Regions from separate parts of the Homo sapiens genome. Here all the other regions are linked to region 1. A link is a loop called in an ENCODE intact Hi-C map of the cell type or tissue named here. Cell type or tissue: MCF 10A. All regions are shown on one strand. Links, peaks and the distances in the headings refer to the core of each region. The heading gives the core; the rest is flanking DNA.

Evidence for each region. A loop is a pair of places that touch in the nucleus more often than their neighbours do. Peaks named below come from ENCODE experiments on the same cell type or tissue, not always from the same donor. Only the 100,000 strongest peaks of a DNase experiment are listed, where the experiment ranks them.
Region 2: it touches region 1 in a loop (16-fold over the local background); 13 of 110 quality-filtered maps call a loop at or near these places.
Region 3: a loop joins it to region 1, with 12 times the contacts of the local background. A loop is called at or near these places in 5 of 110 quality-filtered maps.

Annotation. Positions count from the first base shown.
Region 1 is chr6:62,280,112-62,288,000 of GRCh38, reverse strand. KHDRBS2 (KH RNA binding domain containing, signal transduction associated 2) reads left to right here and starts at 1,776. Exons shown (of 9, transcript NM_152688.4): 1 at 1,776-2,143. The coding sequence starts at 2,053. RefSeq lists a silencer at 1,827-1,916. In MCF 10A, for the core only: a CTCF peak has its summit at 3,986 (motif pointing right); no DNase peak of the experiment used is centred there.
Region 2 is chr6:61,804,818-61,812,706 of GRCh38, reverse strand. The region is part of intron 6 of KHDRBS2 (KH RNA binding domain containing, signal transduction associated 2); the gene reads left to right. Among named protein-coding and RNA genes, the nearest start is that of KHDRBS2, 480 kb to the left of the region's middle. In MCF 10A, for the core only: a CTCF peak has its summit at 3,459 (motif pointing left); no DNase peak of the experiment used is centred there.
Region 3 is chr6:61,882,425-61,890,313 of GRCh38, reverse strand. The region is part of intron 6 of KHDRBS2 (KH RNA binding domain containing, signal transduction associated 2); the gene reads left to right. Among named protein-coding and RNA genes, the nearest start is that of KHDRBS2, 400 kb to the left of the region's middle. In MCF 10A, for the core only: no CTCF peak of the experiment used is centred there; no DNase peak of the experiment used is centred there.

The DNA.
Region 1 (7,889 bases), core at 2,519-5,018:
TCCATGAGTTTTCACCGTAAATATCAGCTGCTTATCGAGATTGTATGTTTACCCTAGTCAAAAATAAAGAAACTAATGTCTTCCCTTGTATTCTCTTTCTTAACTCCTTGGTTCATTCTTGACCTTTATTGCAGTCAACAATTACCATTCCTCTTGTATACTTGGTTTTATTTATCTTCTCCCATTAGAAAACATCTTTGTGATGACAAGGAATGAATGTGTATGTATCTTATTCACCAATGTTTCTCCAATTTTAAGTACTGTCCCTAGACTCTTTTCAGTATCCAATAAACATTTGTTGAATGCACACATGCACAAATAAATTAAATATATAACACACAGAAAGGTAGGTTGAAGCAGTATATTCTGGATATAAATGGTGCTAATATAGAATTGAATTTTAATCTCAACTTCAGCATTAACTAGACATGAGACGATTTCTCTGTTTTGCCTCAGTTTCCATATTTATACAAACAGAGAAAGTAATACTTGGCTGGCATTTTTCAGAGTGCTTCTGTGAGGACGTATTGAAATAATCAATGTGAGGCACGTTACGTTATTTAAACATTATACAAATAAAAGTTAATCTCCCGAATTTATCTAAAAATTAAAAGGAAAATATTTAAATACAGTAAGATAAGTTGGAAAAATTTCAGCACATTTTATTTGTAGCAAAGTTGGCCCTCATTCTTCCACACCAAAAATAATGGGGGAGAGAAGAATCAGGAAATGACTACTTATGAAACGAGAACCCAAGACTTGGGGAAAGATTGTTTCCTAGCGATTGAGGCATGCAAGTTACATTTTATAGCCGCATTGGTAAAAGAAGGATGGGCTTTGCCTCCACGCTTGGTGATATCATGAGGGTTTAACTTTCCTTTAAATAGAGGTGGGATAATACAAAGTAGCTCAGCAACAGTACCTGGTGAAAGAGACTGGCACATCTAAAACTAGGAGAAAGGGGAAAATTAGAGCAAACGTGGTTACCTATTTTCTAGTCTCTTCTTTCTTCTACATGTCTTCCCAATTCTTTCACAAACTGTGACTAATGAATCATATTGTTTTTGGTTTTTAAATTCAGCCCCTCCCAACCTCCCTTCCACAGATAGGGTCTGGGGAAAGGAGGCACGGATAGGTTACCAGAACTAATTCAATATCCTAATGATTGTACACCTCAATCATGTCTCTGCACAATATTTCTTCGAGCCGCTTTATTTGTTTATCAATGAACATCCTACTGCGTCCCTGAGATGTAGGTCATCGGAAATACCAGCTGCCGATCACATGCAGTCTTCATTGTATTTCCAGACCCAGTGCGCTGCTGATTCCTGCACAACTGGAGTGCGCCTGAGCTGTGTGAGGGAAAGGAGACACCTGTGCCTTAGGGACGCAGGTGAAGTCCCATCTACCTTCCTGAGACTTTCCCTGGCGCTTTTCCACCCTCTCGGGTGGCTCACTTCTCATCTCCATCTCCCCTGTCCACTTGTACTCAGACCTCTCTCTTTAACCTGCGCTTTTCCCGCGCTCTCTCTCCTCTGCGCCTTAGCTGAAGACACAGAGAACTCCACAAAACTGGGCATGCCTAATAGCCAGGGAAGGCTTGGGCGCAAGAAGAAAGCGTTTGCATCTTCCGAGCTCCCTTCCCCTCTGCAGCTGCCTCCTGCCAGTCAGGCCACCCGACTTGCGCTACCGCCCAATGAGAGCCCGCGGCCTTCTGCCAGCGCCCCGCCTCTCCTGGCACCACCACCAATGAGTGGTTGGCGGAGGTGGGCCGCGTCCTGTTCCCGCCTCTCCAGTTAAGGCCGCTGGTGTGAGCCGGGGCTCTGCGCGAGCGAGGGACGACGGAAGGGACGGGCAGGTGTGGGCGCGGGGCCACGCAGCCCGACGGCGGGAGTCGCAGGTGCTGGGTGCATGGGCCAGTGAGGACGCACAGAGATCCCTCGCCGCGCGGAGGAGGAGCAGCGCGGGAGCCAGGCGCTGCCCCAAGACCCTGCCTGCGTCCGAGCGAGCGGAACCTCGCGCTTCGCCCGGGGACAATCCGAAGTCCGCGCTATGGAAGAGGAGAAATATTTGCCTGAGCTGATGGCAGAGAAAGATAGCCTGGATCCATCTTTTGTGCATGCGTCGCGCCTTTTGGCAGAAGGTAGGACTTGCCCCCACAGATGGGCACAAACCGCCGGCTGCCTATCTCACCCGCGGCTTGATTAGGGGAGTGAAGTTGGGGAGGGACTCCTCTCCCCGCCTTCGCAGAAACTGTCCCCCTGAAGATGCTCGCCTTAGAGCTCGGGCGGACAGACCCCGTTCTTGGGGCGGACAGCAGTGCTCCTTCTCCACGTCTTAATTTGGAGAAGACCAAAGCTACGGAGATCTAATGGCAGTGGCGATGTGACCTGTTAGGATCATTGATAGAGAAACCATAAAGTGTATGTAACGCGGTCTACAGGGACATTTTCACTTCGCAGAGGGAAGGGAAAGCAGTTTGGAAGTAAATGGTGATCAATGTAGTGTTCTAAGAGCTTCGTAGCTACAGATCGGTATTTTTATTTTTATTTTTTGCTGCATTTAGGAAGTGATTTTTGATACCCTTTAATCAAAGTCTATCCTATGGAAAGTGTTAGAATTAACCTATGCATTAAACTATGCATGTTCTTATATGTATGTTAATGTGGTAAGTAAAGGCTAAAGTGCTTATACATTTATTTGAAGTGTGATGATTGGGTACTCTGTGAGATATTGGTCCCTGGGAACACTCTATAATTGATCAACTGTTTTACCAAGTGTGCATTTTCTTTTGTGTACCTGTAATGTTAAAGGGGATTTCATTCCTAGAGGAACACATATGTCTTGTTTTTTGCATTGCTTTGAAAGGTTTTTTTTTGAAAAAAGACACATGAACTTTATTAACCGAATTACTCCATTTATGTTATAATAATGCCATCTAAATACTAAAGACACCTATGGTATCTGTAGTTACTTACCCATGCCTTTTTAAAACATCTGCAGATTTTTTTTAGATGAATGCTTCATTAATAATGAATTGCTTCATCATCAAATTGGTTACAATGCAGTTTTGTAGCTAAGTTTGTTATGGACTTACATACAGCAAAAAACTAAAACGGATAACTTCCTCTACCCAAGCTCCTCAGTATTAAAAGATTTTTTTGAGACTTAGTTGTACCAAGGAAGAATAAATTCTGCTCCTCAATATATGATTTAAATAGGCATTAGCTATATTTTTTAATTTATGAATTGTTATTTATATTAACAATGAAGTGTAAGGTATTTTTCTATGTTTAAATACTAAACAATTAGGAAAAGATTTATATTCAAAACATGGAACATGTGAAATAACTAAACTGTTTTCAGGGAAAAAGCTAGTTTTATAGATAAGTGGGAAGGTGAAATACAATTATGCCTACTACTTTCTTGGTTACTGAATGAAAAAAAATATAAATTAAAGTGGAAAAGTAAAGTCAATAAAAACGAACTTTTTTTACTTTCCCAAAAAAGACAACTACATAAAAATAATAGCAAAATAATGTGTTAATAGATGTTTAAGATTGTTTGAAATGATTTAAAAGGCAAGTCTTACCAGTCTTCAGTATCTTTAATATATTTTGAATAGTCTTCAATATATTTTCCAGAATTTTCTTTATGTAGCTTATAATATGTCTTTAAAGTGAAAAAAAAGTTACAAATTGATCATTCTCTCTGACCCGCTAATTGGAGTTCTATTTGAGACAAGTGGCTCAAAGATTAATTCATCAGTCATTAATATGAGTTATTGTACTTGAAGACGGCCAAGCTAAATAAATGCATACAAGAAACTCTTAACAGAGTGCATAAGTATTTCTGTGGCTGGTAAAACAGTCAGAGAATGCACTTGGTTCCTTAACATTTTATCTTTCCTAGGAACTTGATTTCTTGATATAATACTTAGGAACATGTTCTGATGTACCTTGTAATTTGATTTTTTCCCAGCAGGGGGAAGCATGCCCTGCTTTTGTAAAGAATTAGAAGGAAAAGCTCCTAAATAGAGAAAAACATCTAAGTAAGAAACAAAGAGGTTACCCAAATTTCAGAGAAATCAGAATGAGGAAAAGAGAATGGAGGAGGTTATAATAATCTTGGAGTACCTAAAGAGTTATGCAAAAGGGTGCATAGGTTTTATATTAGCTCTCTGTACCTGGGGCTCTTTACATGTGCTAATTAAAGAGTGTAAGATGATTGTTCTTGGAATCTCAATAATCTTAATGTATATTTTATGGTATAGATCTTTCATTATCTTTCCAAAGGCCAGTTGCCAAGATGTCCACGCTTAGTTTCAGATCTCTATAGAAGAGTATGGTTGAGATTATTTTATTTCTCATACCTGAGAATGCACTGATTGAAGGGAGTGGCTGTAAATAAACCTGACATAGATATTCATTTGGAAAGAAGGTGCAAAGTACATTTCAGTCAGTACTGTGCAGACAGTGTCAAGCCTGAGTGAGTAGTAAAAATGATACAGATGATTCAGTTCTTCAGAATGATTTTCCGGAAGCTAATATATATAAAGGCAGTAGTATAAACCAATGAGATTTCACAATGATTTATTTTGCATTTTGATTGGTGATACAGGCAAATCAGTGCTCAATTGACAGTGCTTCATGTAGAATTGAAGGCTGTGGGGTTGAAAGTACTAGTTGGATGTTTATTTGGGGTTTTTGGGGGGTCCATTGTAGTTTGTTTTATTTCACTTGTTTGTGCTGTGTGTTTTCAATGAGAATGATTTCAGTTGATTGTTACTCAGAAGAGTTCTTGAATAATGTAGTTTGAAGTTTGTTTATAATATGCTTAAATAATTAAAATAATGTTCATCCTGCGATTATAATGTTGTTTAGTTATCCACTTGTTATGGTAGGTGCTTTTGAATATGATAAAACAGCAAACTCAGGACTATCCTTAAAGTTCTACTCAGTGTCTGAATTTGGTTGCCAGATGAAATTACATAAGTTTATTTATATCTTTTCTGCTTCTGGGAAGTGCATTAAACTGTGAATCTAGATACCTAGATTTGAATTCCACTTTAACCTCAACTGAATCTGGGTAAGCTTTCTTTCCCTGGGCCCAGTTTCCTTGTCTCTCAAATTAAGGAGTTGGACTAAGTGATGTATATGTTTTTTTGCAATTCTAATTAAGTCTCAGGCTACTGATGATACAACGAAGTGATGTTTGTATATTCGGAACAAAAATTCAATGGCTGCACATTTTTGAAACTTTTTTCATTCTTTCCTAGTTTAATGATTAATAATATATTTATGGCACTAAAATGTAATTTGAGGCATATACTTTATTTTGGGTACTGGGGACAGATTTATGTTCTTAAGTCTATTGAACTACTATTAATGTTTGAGGCCAAAAATGTATATACATGAAAATATTATCTGGAAATATTCTGTGTCTGCTGACAGACATAGATCTGTTCAGATTTATATATTCAGTTATGGTGATTCCATACTCCTAGGAGCATTATAAATTTTTGTCCAATTAAGAGAGGTTTGGGGAAGATTTTCTAGCCTGAAATCTTTGCAAGCACTGAAATAATCATAACCATTTTGGTTGACTCATTATATGACGATGTCAAATATTGCCAAATATTCCAGCAGTTCGAATGGTTTTCAAAAAACTGTAGGCGCTATTTTCAAACTTTAGTAAAAAGTTTGACCTGCCATCTAGACTTGGCCTTTATTTCTGCAGATATAAATGAGATCTTAAAAATATTAAGAAAAGAGGGATTAATACTTACCACACATGCAAACTTGTGAGTTAACTACATTTAGATTATCAATAAGAACCATTTTTTAGTTAGATCGTGTTTCTTAAATATTTTTCATAAAGCTTGATAAGTTTTTTAATTAAGGAAAGTTATTAGTGTCATGTCTAAAACAGCTTCTGGTTAAAAAATAGTGTTCCTGTGACTCTTTAAAGTGACTTTTCTTTTGATTAACGTAATCACCTTTTTCTCCCAATAGACTTGGGATAATCTTATGTTTCTTAAATACAAAACAAACATGGGCAAAAAATTAAATTCAAGTTATCTTTGATCTTCAATTAAGACAATTTATGATATAGTGGAAAATTTCTACTTTGACAAGAAAAACACTTGGGAGTGATTATTGACACTTCTACCTACTGGGAAATAAAGGATGTGTCATTTTTTTTCCACCTCTCTGATACTCAGTTTCTTCATCTATATAACAGGAAAAGTGATACCTACCAGGCAGGGTTCTTTTAAGATGAAAAAACAAAAACAAAAACAAACAAACAAAAAACAACTTCTGCTTGTGATGCTTGTGATAACATAAGCCGTATTTTAAAAATTTATTTTATTTTATTTTTGAGACAGAGCCTTGCGCTGTTGCCCAGGTTAGAGTGAAGTGGTGCGATTTTGGCTCACTGCAACCTCTGCCTCCTGGGTTCAAGCAATTCTCCTGCCTCAGCCTCCCAAGTAGCTGGGATTACAGGTGCGTGCCACCACACCCGGCTAATTTTTGTATTTTTAGTAGAGACTGGATTTCACCATGTTGGCCAGGCTGGTCTCAAACTCCGAATTTTGTGATTGACCTGCCTCATCCTCCCAAAGTGCTAGGATTACAGGCATGAACCACTGTGCCCGGCCAATAATTTTTATGTGTATAACAAAAATATAAGCAGAAATTAAACAAACATAACATGATGATGCACCTCAATTTGAGAAAATAAGTAAAATAAACACTGCCTTACTTTAGATTACTGCTGAGTTACATTTGAACTCATAAAGCAAATTATGAAATAAATTACCTTATGAAAAAGGATTAGATTGAGGGTTTTAAAAATATCATGTTTAGTAAATGATCACTTGTCAGTCTTTAACCATGGGCTTGATTAGCCCTGGTCCTATTTATTTCAAGAGTAATTTCAGACCTATTCAGGCTTCATCTTAAACCCACATGTTCTTCACTCTCAGCAGGTGATTTCATCATCTGTTTTATTGGAGGAAATGGATATCTCTCTTCTGCTATTCCTCAACCTCCTACCACCTAAAAACTTCCATAGCCATCGTCATTGTCTTTCATTCCCAGAAGACCAAATGTTTCTTTTCTTCAGGGTTGACTTGCCATCCATATCCTTGACCCAAATGCTCTTCATCTCTGGACTCATTCTGTAGTTAAATCCTTTATTTGTATCTCCTACTCTTTCTCCCGATCGACTCTTTCTTTATAGCAGCTGTCAACATGATTCAATGTGAATAATTTGAAGAAATAGAATACTTCTTTCACTTGCCACAAATATTGGAAAATAATCTCTCTTGACATTTGTCCTTCCTTGTTTCCTTCAAACTTCTGATAATACTAGTATATACTAGCTGCCTCACTTTCTTAATTTACCTTTTTAGAATTATTCGGTTTGGCTTCTGTCTTCATCACTGTCCTGAAACTGATGACCCTAGTGACAGAATAATCTCATATTGCCAAATTGAGTAAATTTTTTCTGACCCCTTATCAAGTCTCTTGGCTGCACTTTCCACTGTTGACCTTCTTCTGATTTCTTTCCATCTTCCTTGTCTTCTGGGCACTATATTCTACTGGTTTTACTTCCTTTTTTGACCGTTTCTTGCCCTCATCATCCTTCATTTCCCTCCTTCCCACACCAACACACACAATGCTGTCACAGTAATTCATTTAAAGTCTCACCATGTCACACTTCTTAATAATTTCCATTGCCTGCAAGGCGTAGTCCATACCCCTTGACGTTCTTATAATATGCTTACCTCTCCAGAAGCATCTCTTCAGCCTTTCTGCTTAATTTCTCTCAGGTATACCAAACTGCTTATAATTCACTCTCTACACTCCCTTGACATTCCCATA
Region 2 (7,889 bases), core at 2,078-4,577, 470 kb after region 1:
GTTTGTTTTATATTTTATCCTTTTATTGCCAAAGTTGACTATGTGAAATGTATTATGAATCTTTCTGATGTTACAGTTTCCTTAATATGAAATTCAAAGGTATTAGCCATTAAAAGTTATAAACTAGCTGATTAATGGCTCTTATTTTTCATTATAATATACGATGCATTTATACTAATTATTTTACTTACCTTTGACTTTGGTTCACTTATTTAATATTTATAAGTTTTAGTTTCCTCCTGGGTTGTTGGAAAGATTAAAACAGATGATTCACTTAAAGCTCCTCATGAAAGGTCTGGCATTTAATAAGCATTGTCTTTGGAGTTATTATTTATCACACATTTATTGAGCACCTACCATGTGACAAGCACTCTTCACAGTACTAGGAAGTTAAAGAGGTATAGTACACTTTTTATTAATGAACATTTCAAGGTTTAATTATCTGGAGAATGCAAAATCACATGGGTTATTTTAAAGAGTGCTGAAAGGCTGTCTTGTCTCGATGGTTGGAAGTAGATAAGAGAAGGATGGTGAAGGTAAGTGAAATTAGTCACTGTGGTTATAAAGGAAGGTAAATTTTAAAATTAGCAGGGCACCCACTAGTATCAACATAGAATAAAAAGAAAATGTATACAGAATCCTGAAAGATACAAAGATCTTTTCCATATGCTATAAGATAAAGATATGAACTTCATTAACTTTTTACAATAATAATTAAAGAAGATAATTTTAATGGAAAAGATATAAAGTCTGTGCTATAGGCATTTTCTTCTAGAAACTAGACAACTTTTGATTAAATCACACTGGAACTGGAATAAGTGTAAACCGAATTGTACATGAAGAAACATCAGATTTTATCGTGGGCTGACTATAAGTCTCAAAGGAGTAAAAGAAGGAATTTTGTGACATTTAGGTATCTGATTTGGTAATATGTAAAAGCCAACTATAAAAATGTTAAATGTGTTTAATCTTGGGAATAAAAAAAATCAAGAAGAGAGGAACAAGATTGAGCAAATGATATTGAAGCTGAGATATCAAGAAACATGTTGGTTCACTCACACGGTCAGACTGTCTATTAGAAAGTCAAAAATAACAGATGTTGGCAAAGCTGCAGAGCAAAAGGAACACTTATATACTGTTGGTAAGAATGAAAATTAGTTCAGCCACTGTGGAAAGCAGTTTGGAATTTTCTCAAAGAACTTAAAATAGAAGTACCATTGGGCCCAGCAATTCTATTACTGGATATATACCCAAAGGAAAATAAATCATTCTACCTGAGAGACACATGGACTTGGATGTTCATCGCAGCACTATTCACAATAGCAAAGACATGGAATAAACCTAGGTGCCCATCAGTGGTGGATTGGATAAAGTAAATGTGGTACATATACATCATGGAATGCTATGTGGTCATAAAAAGGACCATGTTTTTCGCAGCAACATAAATGCATCTGGAGGTCATTATCCTAAGCAAATTAATGCAAAAACAGGAAACCAAATATCACATGTCCTCACTTATAAGTGAAAGCTAAATCTTGAGTATATAAGGGCATAAAGATGGAAACAATAGACATTGGAGACTCCAAAAAAGGGAAGGAGGGGGAAAGGGCTGAAACACTTGTTATTGGGTACTATGTTCACTATCTTGAGTGACAGGATAAATAGAAGCCCAAGCCTCAGTATCATACAATATACCCCTGTAACAAACATGAGTATGTACCTCCCTGAATCTAAAATAAAAATGGAAATTCTAACTTAAAAAATAATAATAAAATAAAATGGTTTTCCATGGGGAGGAATAGGACTAGGGAGTAAGAACAAAAATGCATTTAAAAAACACATTAGTCCTAAATCTCCCTTTCCTTTGTACCCCCAAAAGAGCCCACTCATTCATTGATCTTTAGATCACAGTGCATTATTTTACTCTATTCTTATTTATTAAAGATGTAGCTTATTTTATTCAATTCTCAGTCCCTCTCTAAATATTCTATAAGAGTTTTGTACCTGAAGTCAGTATTTTTGCTGTCTTTATTTTCTTTTTAAATGTGTAATAAGCAGTACATATTTGATAATCTATCCAAAGTCTCTTATGTATGGCAGTATTAGTATTTTTTTTCATTCTAATATACATTTTTATTAAATTTTTACATTATTTACAAATTTGTAGGCTTCATTATAATAACAAAGCATTTATTATTTATTAGAATATACAAGTATGTTGTGACCTGATGGCTGGAAAATGCTGCTCTGGAGAAATTAACACTGGCTAGGCAGTTGAGAAGAGGTGTAGGAAGCCCAAGGCTTATATACATACAACAAGGCCCTGTAAGTATGATTGCTCTGCCACTCCATTCTGGCCTGCTATTGAATTGGTCATCTCTCAACACCACACATCAACCTCGGGCCTGACCTCAGCAATGTCACTTGATCATGTCCCTTCAGGGCATAGTCTAAAGGCTGCTGGGCTAGTTAGTAACCTGACCTCGCTCTCAGTATTCTGGAGTGATCAATATTACCATACAGAGGCCATTGCAGGACACTCACTGGTGACCCACTGGCTGGTATCACAGTCACACTGAGAAACCAAGGTACGGATGGAGAATGCTGTACCTCAAAGCCATTTGCCTCCTAGAAGTGTCCAATTCAGTGATTCTGGATCTTATCTGTCATAGTCTACCTTATTTAAGACCCTGTGGGACCTCCAGTTTCTCAATCCTTGCTCCTGTAGTATTCTTTTCAACATCAATTTTCTTGAGATACTGCTAAAAGCGATATATTTTTCTCTTATACTTTACAAAAATTGTCTTTACATTATGAATCTTCACAATGATGAAACTAAAAATATTCAGTGACTGGTGCTCCAGAATTTCCCGCATGATTTATACAGCTAAATCCTTGCTACAGTATAAAAACTGCAATATTTATTCATAGCCTTGAAGTTATTGAAAAGAAGAGGTTGTCAGGTAGGGTCTTGATCAGAATGTGTCTAAGAAGCTCCATCACATTTGTCAGATAAGTTTTTGAGGTTGCCATTTTCTGGGCACAGCAGTTTAACCTGACATTGGTTTGCAAAGCTTAATAAAAAGATTTTGCAAACCACATTAGTTCAAGTATCAATAAAACATTGGCTTTAGGTTTTTTTTATTGATTTGACATCAGCTCAGAAGAAGGCAGGAGTATGAAGGTCAATTTTTTTCTTAAGGTATTTTGTAGAGACCTGTTCTGATAACAGCTCAGATATTACAATAGCTAAGCATTTCAGGCTTGTGTGCAGTAATATCCTTTTGCATGAAAAGTTGCCCAAGTTTCTAGCTAACCAAATGTCAAAGCATGTACTTGGGCTGTAAACTAATTCGTAGCAAAACTCATTAAGAATTCTGGTTGCAGTAATAGCTTTTCTTCTATTGCCATTGCCTTTAATGAGAAGCAGAACAACAGAAGCCACATTACTGGTCTGACAATTTGTTCTATTGATTTTTTATGCCTGCTCTGCTGCCATCTACAGGAAGGAACTACAAAACATTAGACTGGTATTAGTAAATTTGACTTCTGCAAATATAGTAAAAAGAGGCTAGTGCTTAGATGTGATACCATTGCATGACAGTTTACCTTCTTTTTTTTTTCCCAGTGGAGTTCACTGGCTAAAACATAGATAAGGAATACATATTCAGAAAATCATTATTATAGACAATTTTTATTTCAATCATGGAAATAAAGAAATAGATATTGCGTTTAACAAATTTTCTAAACACATTTTATGCCAAATTTAATTGAATTTCATTTAACATTCTACTTTTTTCTTCCCTTTATTCCTTTTATATAATTATTTGTATTTTGTTTTAATTCATGTAAAAATCAAGAAAGAAAAAAAGAAAATTTGAATTTAATTTAAAAAAAAGTAAAGATACATGAAATATCAATACAGATGTATTTTTTACATTCCTGTAATCTTTTATCTCATTTCAAATCCTAAAATGTTCAATTTTTCATTTAGTTACAATTGCAGTCATTGAAATACAGAAATGAAGACTGTAATCCAAATCTAACCTAAAACATTCATTTCTCACTTATCTATTTTTTGATGTTTTATCCTTAATGAGCACACACTCCAAAGATATGACTCTGGCAGTAGCCATTTTAGAGTTATATTTAGGAGAAAATTGATCATCTCACTGAGAAATCACATTTACCCTTGATCAATACTTCTTCAGAAACCTAATGCTAAAACTCAGTTTCATTGTAATTACACTGACTTCTAGTAATAAATGTATTTAATGGAACTAGAACTAGAATTCTGGATATAGTTTCATGTTTATAACCTAACATATAAAATATAAGTTTTATGTTTTCTTTTAGGGCACATTTGAATACTCCAACTTCATATTAATGGATTAGTATCAATTTCTACATATCTCTAGTGGACATACATAGGAACTGGGTACTGAATGTGATTGTCCCTTGAAAATGAATTCTACTTTCAAATATTTAAGATTAATCAGTTTCATAGATTTAAACTACTAGTAGTGGTTGAGCTTACACCCCCACATATTACTTGACTTTATATATTTAAAATCATTTTAAATAAAGCTTAAATAAGTAAATAGGTTTGCCAGTGGAAACATTACTTCTCAAATAAGATGCCCATTGAGCAATAAGATGGAGCTTACTGGGTGAACATCCAAGCAGTTGCTTTAAGTGACTGAAAAAGTATTTAATTTGTTCTTCAGATCTCTCCGTAACATGACACTTGATTTAATATTGTTATCCAGTGTGAGTCTTATGGCTGGATTGTTACAATCTCCGTATGTAACACACTGAGTATGTAACAGAGTCAGGTTACATACTGCCATATGATTTCTTTATTATTATTATTTTTATTTTAACTTTTAGGTTCAGGGGTACATGTGCAGCTTTGTTACATAGATAAACTGTGTGCCATGAGGGTTTAGTGTACAGATAATTTAGTCACCCAGTTAATAAGTATAATATCCAATAGTTAAATTTTTTTCTGATCCTCTCCCTCCTCCCACCCTCAACCTTCAAGGAGGCCCTAGTGTCTGTTGTTCCCCTCCTAGTGTCCATGTGATTTTGTTGTTTGTCTCCCACTTGTGAGACACATGTGGTATTTGGATTTCTGTTTCTGAATTAGTTCTGCTTAGGATAATAGCGCCCAGCTCCATCTATGTTGCCGCAAAGGACATGATCTCATTCTTTTTATGGATGCATAGTATTCCATGATGTATATGTACCACATTTTCTTATCCAGTCCACCATTAATGGACATTTAGGTTGAGTCCATGTCTTTGCTATTGTGAGTAGTGCTACAATGAACATACCTGTGCATACGTCTTTATGGTATAATGATTTATATTCCTTTGGGTATATACCCAATAATGGGATTGCTGGGCCAAATGGTAATTCTTTAAGTTCCTTGAGGAATTTCCACACTGCTTTCCACGATGGCTTAACTAATTTGTACTCCCACCAGCAGTGTATAAGCATTCCCTTTCTCCACAACCTCACCTGCCTCTATGATTTTTTGACTTTTTAGTAATAGCCATTCTGACTTAGGTGAGATGGTATCTCACTGTGGTTTTGATTTGCATTTTGCTAATGATCAGCGATCTTGAGCATTATTTCCTATGCTTATTGGCCATCTGTATGTCTTCTGTGGCTTCTTATTCACAAAGTAAAATATGTTTCATCACAAGAAGGGGATATTTCAAGGTAATGTAGACTTTTCATCCTAAAAAAAATGATTTGACATAATTAAAGACAGTGAGTACAATATAAGCTTAATTTAGCTACCACACAATGTATATATACATGTATCAAAACTTTATGTTGTACATCATTAATATATACAATTTTTATTTAATTACAAAATAAAAATTAAAAATTGAAAAATAAGTTACAGCTTGTAAAATTTAGCCAGTATCTATAGAAATTAGGCCTTTTTTTTGAAATAATAGAAGGCAAAACAAAACTAGTAACTAGATTACATCAACATTTAAAATTCAAATGTGATAATATCATAATAAGAATATTTCTATTTGGGAAATTTGGGAAATCAGACCCGTATACCAATATAATAACATAATTAAAACACATTTTTAAAAAGTAATTATATTGCTTCATTTTAAATGAAGTCCACTTATCTCCTATATAATGGGTGTTCAAATCATCCATTTGCATTTGGGAATGGCTTGGCAAAGCAATTTTGATTCAAATCCTTCACGTGGTTGAAGTCAAATTGTGACTGGTGCTGAAATAGTGGGGATTCTGTAGCAACTGGTAGCTTCCTGGGCATCTCTCCATTTTTATGTATTCTCAGGACCTCACTACGTAGCCCTTTCCTATGGGCTGCTTTGGGCTTTTTCATGCCATAGTGGTCCCAAGGATATCAGGCTGCTTTTATGGCAGCTCAGGCTGCAAGTATGAGTACCCCAACAGAGAATCAGGTGAAGGCTGTATCATCTTTTATGATCTAGACTTGAAACTTTCAATGTCATTTCCAGCTTCGTCCCAGACCTTATCATATTTAAGAAAAAGGAGAATGTAGACCACACTTCTTGAGGAAATGTGTCATGATCACATTGTAAGAAAAATGAGTTGGATATGAAATATTGTTGTAAATATCTTTGGAAAATAAAATTTGCCACAGCATCAGTGAATAGACCATAGACTCTGAAGCCTATCTTCCTGGGTTCATATCCCACCTCTACCACTAATTACTTGTGTGACTGTGTACAAATTATTTATCCATACTGCCTCTATGTTCCTCTCTCTGAAACAGCAATATAGTGTTTACTACCTGATATGGTATGGCTCTGTGTCCGTACCAAATCTCATCTCTAATTGTAATCTGAGTTGTAATCCCCGCATTTTGGGCGAGGGACCTCATAGGAGGTGATTAGATCATAGAGGTTGTTCCCACATGTTGTTCTCATGATAGTGTGTGAGTTCTCTTGAGATCTGATGGTTTTATAAGGGACTTTAGCCCCCTTCACTCTGCACTTCTCTCTCCTGCTCCCCTGTGAAGAGGTGCCTACTGCCATGATTATAAATTTCCTGAGGCCTCCCAATCATGCAGAACTGTGAGTCAATTAAGTCTCTTTCTACATAAATTACCCAGTCTTAGGTGTTCCTTCATGTCAGCATGAAGGCAGACTAATACAGTAAATTGGTACCACATAGAGTAGGGTGCTGCTATAAAGATATCTGGAAATGTGGAAGTGACTTTGGAGCTGAGTAACAGGCAGAGGTTGGAACCATTGGTAGGTCTCAGAAAAAGACAGGAAGATGTGGGAAAGTTTGGAACTTCCTGGTGACTTATTGAATGGCTTTGACAAAAATGCTGATAGTGATATGAACAATGAAATTTAGGCTGAGGTGGTCTCAGATGGAGATGAGGAACTTGGGGACTGGAATAAACGTGATTCTAGCTATGCTTTAGCAGAAATTGGTGGCATTTTGTCCCTGCCCTAATGATCTATGGAGCTTTGAGCTTTAGAGAGAAGATTTAGGGTATCTGGAGGAAAAAATTTCTAAGCAGCAAAGCATTCAGGATGTGACCTGGGTGCTGTTAAAAGCATTCAGTTTTATGTATTCACAAAGAGATGGTTTGGAATCGGAACTTATGTTTAAAAGGGAGCAAAGCATAAAAGTTTGGAAAATGTGCAGCCTGATGATGCAATAGAAAAGAAAAATCCATTTTCTGAGGAGAAATTTAAGGCAGCTTCAGAAATTTGTATATGGGATGAGGAGCCAAATGTTAATCACCAAGACAATAGGGAAAATGTCTCCAGGGCATGTCAGAGGCCTTCGTGGCAGTTCTTCCCATCACAGGCCCAGAGGCCTAAGACGAAACAAATGGTTTAGTGGGCCAG
Region 3 (7,889 bases), core at 2,078-4,577, 400 kb after region 1:
AAAGATAACAGAAAATAGTAAAATATTAAATATTAGGTAATCTGAAATTATTATTTAGATTTTAAAGTACCCACTTGCTTTTATTTATTCAATCAGTCACTCACTGAGCCTCCATCTTATTTTAGGTGTGTTCTGAAGGTCCTGGAGACATATCTGTGAACAAATCAAACCAAATGTCTGCTTTCATAAAGCTTATATTTTAGTGGGAAGAGACAGAAAATAAACATATGTAAACAAATGAATAAAAATTAATGAGGTAGAGATAAGTGCTCCGGAGAGAGGTGAGGAGAGTCCACTTCCAGAAAATGGGCAGTTAGGGAAGGTCTCTCTGAAGTGGAGACGTTTGAGCAAATGCTTAAATGAATTGAGGGTCTTGGCCAATTGGCTGCTTCTGTAAACAATATCCCTGGTAGAGGAAACTGCAAGCATAAATGCCCTGAAGTGGAACCTGTTTGAAATATTTGGGGATCAGCAAGGAGGACATTAAAGCTGGAGCAGAATGTGTGAGGGAGAGGTAGCAAATAACATTGGGGCAGTGGACAGGCCAATTCATGGTGCTGTTGGAGCGTGCAGAGGAGGAAAGTGGCATGATTAGATTTATGTTTTGAAAGGTTTAATCTGCCTACATCATGGATAATAGAACATGCGGGTGGAGGTAGGCACAAAAGTGGAAACAAGGAGACTGTTAACTGGTTGCATTGCCCCCCCACCCACCCCATGACAGGATGATGGAGGGGATGAGAGGAGGTTCAATTCTAAGTGTACTGCAAAAATCATCTGTTAAGATTTGATGATGGAAAATACGTGGATGTGTGAAAGAGAGAGGAGTAAAGGAATGTGTTTATGAAGTAAAGGTGATTAGACTGAACGACTGGGTTAAATTGAGACACTGTTTGTTGAAATGAATATATCACGAGGGAAGTTGAAGGTTCAGTTTGAGATTCCTGAGTGTCACTGGGTGGACAGGATGTGGCACTTCAAAACAGACAGCAGCACCTCAAGGTCTGAATTCTAACTGTGACACTACCTGTGTAATTTTACAAACACTTTGAGGTTTGGATCTCTTCTATATAATGGGAATAATCGTTTCAGCCTCTCAAGACTCTATTGAAGATTAAAAATAAATATTCATAAGCACTTATAAGCATGCATAAATACCTAGAATATTGTTGTTAATAAAAGGTAACTATTACATAAAATTTTATCATATATAATATTCCTTAATTTTTGCTTGTGATAAGTTATGGACCCTTTGAAGTCATAGATATTAATAATCTATTTTTTGTGAGTTACTTAGGCATTATTGATTGCAAAAAGCAGAAGCACTTTGAACTTCATTTAGTAAAATTTTTAAAAAGCTGGCTCTGGGGGAAGTGTCATATGAATATAGGTTCATAAAATCCTGCCATAGGAATGCCAGGAATGCTATCTGGGCTTAAGAAAGGTCTGTACCAGCCGGGCCCGGTGGCTCATGCCTGCAATCCCAGAACTTTGGGAGGCCGGGGTGGGTGGATCACGAAGTCAGGAGATTGAGACCATCCTGGTTAACACGGTGAAACCCCATCTCTACTAAAAATGCGAAAAGTTAGCTGGGCATGGTGGCGGGCGCCTGTAGTTCCAGCTACTCGGGAGGCTGAGGCAGGAGAATCACTTGAACCCGGGAGGCGGAGCTTGCAGGGAACCGAGATCGCGCCACTGCACTCCAGCCTGGGTGACAGAGAGAGACTCGTCTCAAAAAAAAAAAAAAAAAAAGGAATTAGAAAACTATAAGGAATCTCTCTTCCTATCTCATCTCTGTTTTCTCTGCATATGTGTTTCCTTTCCGTTTTATCTACATACTGGATATTTTTTTGGCTTCTCTGAAAATGTGACTTACATATAGTACAATACCTCCACCCAGGGCTGCCATGTTTTTATGTTCAGCTCTAGTCACCAACAGATACTAGCCTCTCAGTTCTGTGCCATATCCCCAGGTGGGAAAATGGCATTCAGCCAGGGTTGTCAGGTGTCTAGCACTAATCGGTCACCTCTAACCATAGGGAAGAAGTCAACTGAAATTAGGTCTGGGATCTACCACTCATCAGCCACCAATGGCAAAGGTAGAGGAGGGGAGAAGTTTGCACAATATAAACATAGTTATTGGGGACCCAGCCCCAAGGACAATATGGGGAGACACTAATTTTTAGAGAGGAAAATGTATTATGAGCTTGGCAGACATCCCAAAACGTATCTAGGAGAACATACTATTGATAATAGTAAAAAGTATATAGATATATTTTTGAAAAACTGTTAATAGCATATTTTATGAAAACCTGTCTTGTATTATATTTTCATTATTTTTGTTTCTAAAAACAATTTAATGAGTAAGGTTTAATACGTGACTGATAGGCTGCTGGCTGCAATCTTTGAAATCCTTAGTGCCCAACCCAGATTAGCACTCAAGAGCTGCTACTCTCTGCTCTAATTTTAGACTATTGATTCCTCTGCAAGGGGTAAGAAAAACAAAAGTTTAAGTGTTTCAATAACAAAATAATAGCACCATGTTGAGTTGATGGTGAAAATCTCAAAGGAGTTCTTAACTTTCAGATAAAATTTCTTAGTAAAGCTTCCTTTTATTATAAATCCCTCTATGAGTCAATTCACTCTTCAGACTTCTTTCTCCCCTGCTGAGCCTCAGCATTAAATTTCTGACCACATGGAATGTATTTAAGTAATCAAATCCACTCCTTGCAGCTGGCCTGACAAGAAACAGCTTACTGTAATTGAGAATGCTGTTTAAACCCATCATTAGTGTTAGCTGAGTCTTAAAAAATTTTGAATTTTAGTTTGTTACACATCGTAACCCAGACTTTAAATATTTTAAAGCTTTTTTTCATTGACCTTCTGCTAAGACGAGTAAATTTACATTTTACAGATCCATCTTCATGATTGAAGTAGATTTGGAAAATCAAAAATAATATTTCAACAAAAACTCCCATAGGACAAAATATTAAGCATTATCAGCTCTACCAGTGGATAATATGTTAAAAGAGAATAAATTAAAACTAACACTTTTGAATACCTCCTAGGTTCCAGTCACTGTGTATTAACTCACTTAATCTCAGGATAATACTATCAACTAGTTTTAGATTTTACTATTTTAGTAGGTAAAGAAACTGAAGCTTGAAACTGAGAATTGCATCCACTTTTCTGTCTCTACAAATTCTCTATCTGATACATTGTGTTTCCTCTCGGTAAAGAACCATAAGGTATCCTGTAGAGTACTTATCTCACAAAGAACTCACACAGTTTCACACAGATCATTTGTACTTCATACTCCCATCTAGACCACTAGCCAGTGTTTTAGTCCCCTCAGCAATACTTAGGACATCTCCCAGTATTTATACCTGCATGAAGACCTCCAACTACAGAGAACTCAATACCTCCAGAAACTAAGTGCTGGAAATATAAAAACTGTAGTTAAAGAGAAACTATCTCTACTCTAAAAAGGATGCCATCTAGTGGGAGAGATAGCATTAGTCCAACAATTAACATATATGTATTTGCTATATAGGGCTCTTATCTTACTCTACCCTCTATTAGAAGTCATTTGCTGTTATCTCACTTACAAGATTTTATACATCCTAAAGGCAGTGTTTCTTAAATTTGCTTTATCTTTTCAGTTCTAAGTAAAGTGCTTTGAATTGAACCTACTTATGATATTTGGGGGAAAAGGTTATACATATGCACACGAACACATATATAAACATATATATAATGACAGTAGAACACAGCATATAATAAGTACCAAATAGAAACTATGCATGCTCCAGGAAAGGGAATTATCACAGATGGCTATATGGCTGTTTTAGAAAACCTCTAAGAGGGTAAGAAAAACGACTGCAAGGAGACCAGGATAATAGTTATAACATTTAGAAGCAGAGAGAAGAGGGAGAAAACTCCATGCAGAAGGGATGGTAAAAGCAAAGACAAGAAAAGGAAACTTTCAAAGCAAGTCTAAAGAATCTGGAAGAACAATTTGGTGAAATATAGTTTAAGATAGCAGGGAAATAATGGAGAGAAAAGTAGAGAAGAGTTACGTATACCCTCAAGGCTGAGGTTGTAACTTCACTTATAATAAAATGCCACCTGAAGATTTCACAGCAGAAGGCAACCTGAGGTTTTGGGGAATTTTATAATTCTCAGTTGTCTAGGGTGGATTAAAGAAGAGGATGAAGGAAGAAGATTTAGGGAATTAACAATAGTGAGACTGACTGAGATGTGGCCCTAGCTATGACAACAGGGATGGTATTGGAGGTATTCAGGCCAAAGGTAAAGCTGAAGGTAAAAACAATAGGGTTTGATGGCAAATGCATTTGGGAGGAGTAAGAAAAAGCAAGCAGGCCTCACTCAAAGTTATGTTTGTACACAGGAATGGGTAAAGGAAGAGGCACAGGAAGGAAGGCCATAGTGGGGAGGGGTGGACAGTGAAGGAGTGACTTTGATGCTAAAGAAGCTCCCTCCATGGCTGTGGGAGGGGATTATAAATGTGTTTACATGGTCATCTCTCTTTGTTGCAAAAGTAAGGTATTTTATCTGCAATCCCCAGGTGACATCCTCACCTGTCACACTGCCCTTTGTGTCAAATGGTGGTAGAGTGGGCATGACTATCTGTGAAGAATAGTTAGTTAGAAATTCATTTAGTTTGGGTTTAGAGGAATATTTTGTTTGCATTATTTAGATATTGCTACTGTTCTGTTGTATAAATATTTCCAGGAATACTCCTACCATCTCACATAGTGTTGTGACACAAGTATTCACAGATAGAGGTTTTACTGCTATTCCATTGTGAACTACAACACTGATACGGGAAGGATGTGGTTAGTGGAGGAGAAATAAGATTTGAATTGTATTGGGCCAGAATATGCTCTGTGGAAAACTCTTTCATATCATTCAGCTCAGCTATGAAAGAGACTTGACGGAAGTTTCCCCAAATATCAGAACAATGCCAATGGCTATAACATAACCATCAATGAGTTGTGAAACAGAAATGCGCTTTTTAAAACTATCCATAACAACTCTTTTTTTTTTCTATCAACCAGCTACAGAAAAATCCTTAATTTTGTTTCCTGTCTATAGAAAATATTATCAAAATCATTGTCATATTAGAAGATGATCAAAACGTAGACCTCCAAAAAGCATAGGGATTTGTTGACTAATAAAACAGAAATTCTATATTGTTTTCTAGATTTTGTGATGTTAATAGTGTTTTCAGGTTTAGAAAATTTACAGTTGTTTGTTATTGCTTTTCTCATTCAAAATAAATATTCACTTTCCTGCCAACTATGGATACATAATTTTTTAAATCTTTTTCTTAAAGAAGGAATGCAAAATTATATAATTTTGAGGCCCCACAAACTTTGCATCCCACCCTGAAGAGGAAAATAATGGCAACATTTATAGGAAAATACACATCTCTATGGGGGGACAGAGCAGGGAGAGATTGTTTAAAGAAAAAACTGACTGTGTAACCTTAGTTTCTTGCTGGTACTAAAAGTCTGTTCTGTGCTTAGCTAGAACCAAGTTAGTGTTGTTAATTTCCTTGTGGAAATGCGGTCCTTTTAACAAAGGTTACATAGTGTAACAGTAACAAAGGTTACTGTTATGTGCAGGTAAAGGCACACAGCTTCTGGAAGTGTCTGTCAGAACATTTCACCCTGTGGAGACACGCTGACAACATAAAAATCTGCTTATGTAAGCACTCTCTTGTAACTCATATGTTGGTGTAGCTTTTTAAAAAAGCAGATAAAAAAGAAAAACAAAGACACTTCAGGTAGACAAAACAGTTTCCAGTTTCTAAAGACATACGTTTAATTTATTTTTAAATTACTTCATATTTTCTCTAAGGGTTAACACCCAGACATCAAGGAGGTGTATCGGGACACAACAAAGCAAGAAGAGATATAATTAAAATTCAGTTCAGCACGACATGAGAAATTTTGACTCCATAATCAATCATGCTAACCTAATGTATAAAAAGCATTTTGACAAATTTTTGAGAAGTTTCTCTTTTCATCAGCCTTAAGTAAGCCTATCGGCATTCCAGCCTATCCTATCATCTAATTCAGACTCTGAGGCATCCTTCCAGTAACAATGAGAGAACTAGAAAATTCACTGGTAAATCAATAGTCCTTAAAAGTTCCATAAATGAGTTCAGGCTGCCAACCCTCAGTTTCATGTGTATGGAACATTTTTTGACAGGAGAGGGAAATAGGTATTAAATGATAATTGAAATCAATTCTTGTGCCATTTTTGTGCAAGGAAAGATTATGAGCCTGATCTGTAAGGCATTTTGAGGGGAGCCACGTGTGGCTTTTTGTGTAATAGCCAAGAGCCTTTACCCAAAGAAAGCAGATTTTGTTAGAGTTTTTAGACTGGATATTTGTATTCCATTAAACATTCTTGTTTGAGTTTCATGCTCTAGTCCCCATTTTTTAGAGACTAATTTACCAGGATGCATTGCAGAGTTTTGTTTCTTGAAATGTAACTAATATTTAAAATAACTAAAACATGCAAGGTTAATGAAATGTATTGTGAAACTATAGGACGGACATAATACTATTATGGTTCAACTATTCATAGAATGGAAAAAGGTAGCGGTATGTAAATACTGTTAAAATATTACATTTATTTCCCATAGTTATGTAAGATGTCACCTTTTAAAATTGTGTATATTCTTCTCTGCAGTTGAAGTTTGAATAAGCCATCCTTCTTCTAGTGTTATTTAAATTTTAAGTCATTTTAGAAAAGATGCAGATTCTTCTATTGGCTACAATACTCAGAATTATATCCAAACCTGTACTTTATAATTAACATGATGACTAATGTCTTTTGTAACACTTACAAGGATGAAAATAGGTTTCTCCCTGTGCCATTTTGAGATGGCTTCTAGCTGCTGTAAAGTATTATATCATAAAGTATTTTAAAGTTTCCTCTAGGCTCTGTTGGAGTAAAAAATGCCGTGATCTTTATGCAATTTGTGCTGTAGACACGGGGAGGACAGCAGTGGCAAAAATGACAAACTGCCATCTCAGCCTCAGGGAGTTCTATCTTTTTTTTGAAACATTATTTGTATATTTTAGGCTATATTATTTTCTATCTTTTGATCATACACATGGCCTAAGGATTAAAAATGAAAGTGATTTGAGCCTTGATTTATTTCTATGGGTATATTCCTAAAAAGCTATGCTGGGTACAAATTAATAATTTTAAATCATGTTTTTCCTTCTGAGTTCATTATAGTTTTGACAATTATACTCCCACTGAAAAATTAACACCCTATATTGGGTTACAAATCATATCTAAGAATCCTAAAATTCACTTTGGATTTTGTTGGTTGAAAAACATTAATTGCTGTGTTTTGACAGCACCACCCTTATAATTTTCTGGCAAGGAAAATGTAAATACAAATTGCCTGCTTAGTAAGATTGTCACTGACTTTGCAGAAAGCCTTACAGGAATGGTTAATGAGGATTGAGATCTTTTCCACATTTTGGGCCTTTTCTGTTATGGATTCCCTATTTAGTGGAAAATAGAGGCTGCTAAATCCTTCTATCAGAAACAGATCTTTGTGATTATTTTCTATAATATCTTATGATCCAAAGGCTTTTACTAGGGATGCTGTAGATGTTCTTTGCAATAACTTGTAATAATCTCAAGATTTGAGTTAAGACTATTTCTCTTCATTGTTGACGATGGAAAATCACACTTTTCCTTTATATGAAACCATGTTGTTGATCAATTTGGTAGAGGAAGGACACAGAAAGGACCCTCGTTTATTCCTTCTGCCTCATATTTCTTAGAAACCAAATAGAGAATAGGCTGCATTGCTTAGAAACCAAATGGAGAAT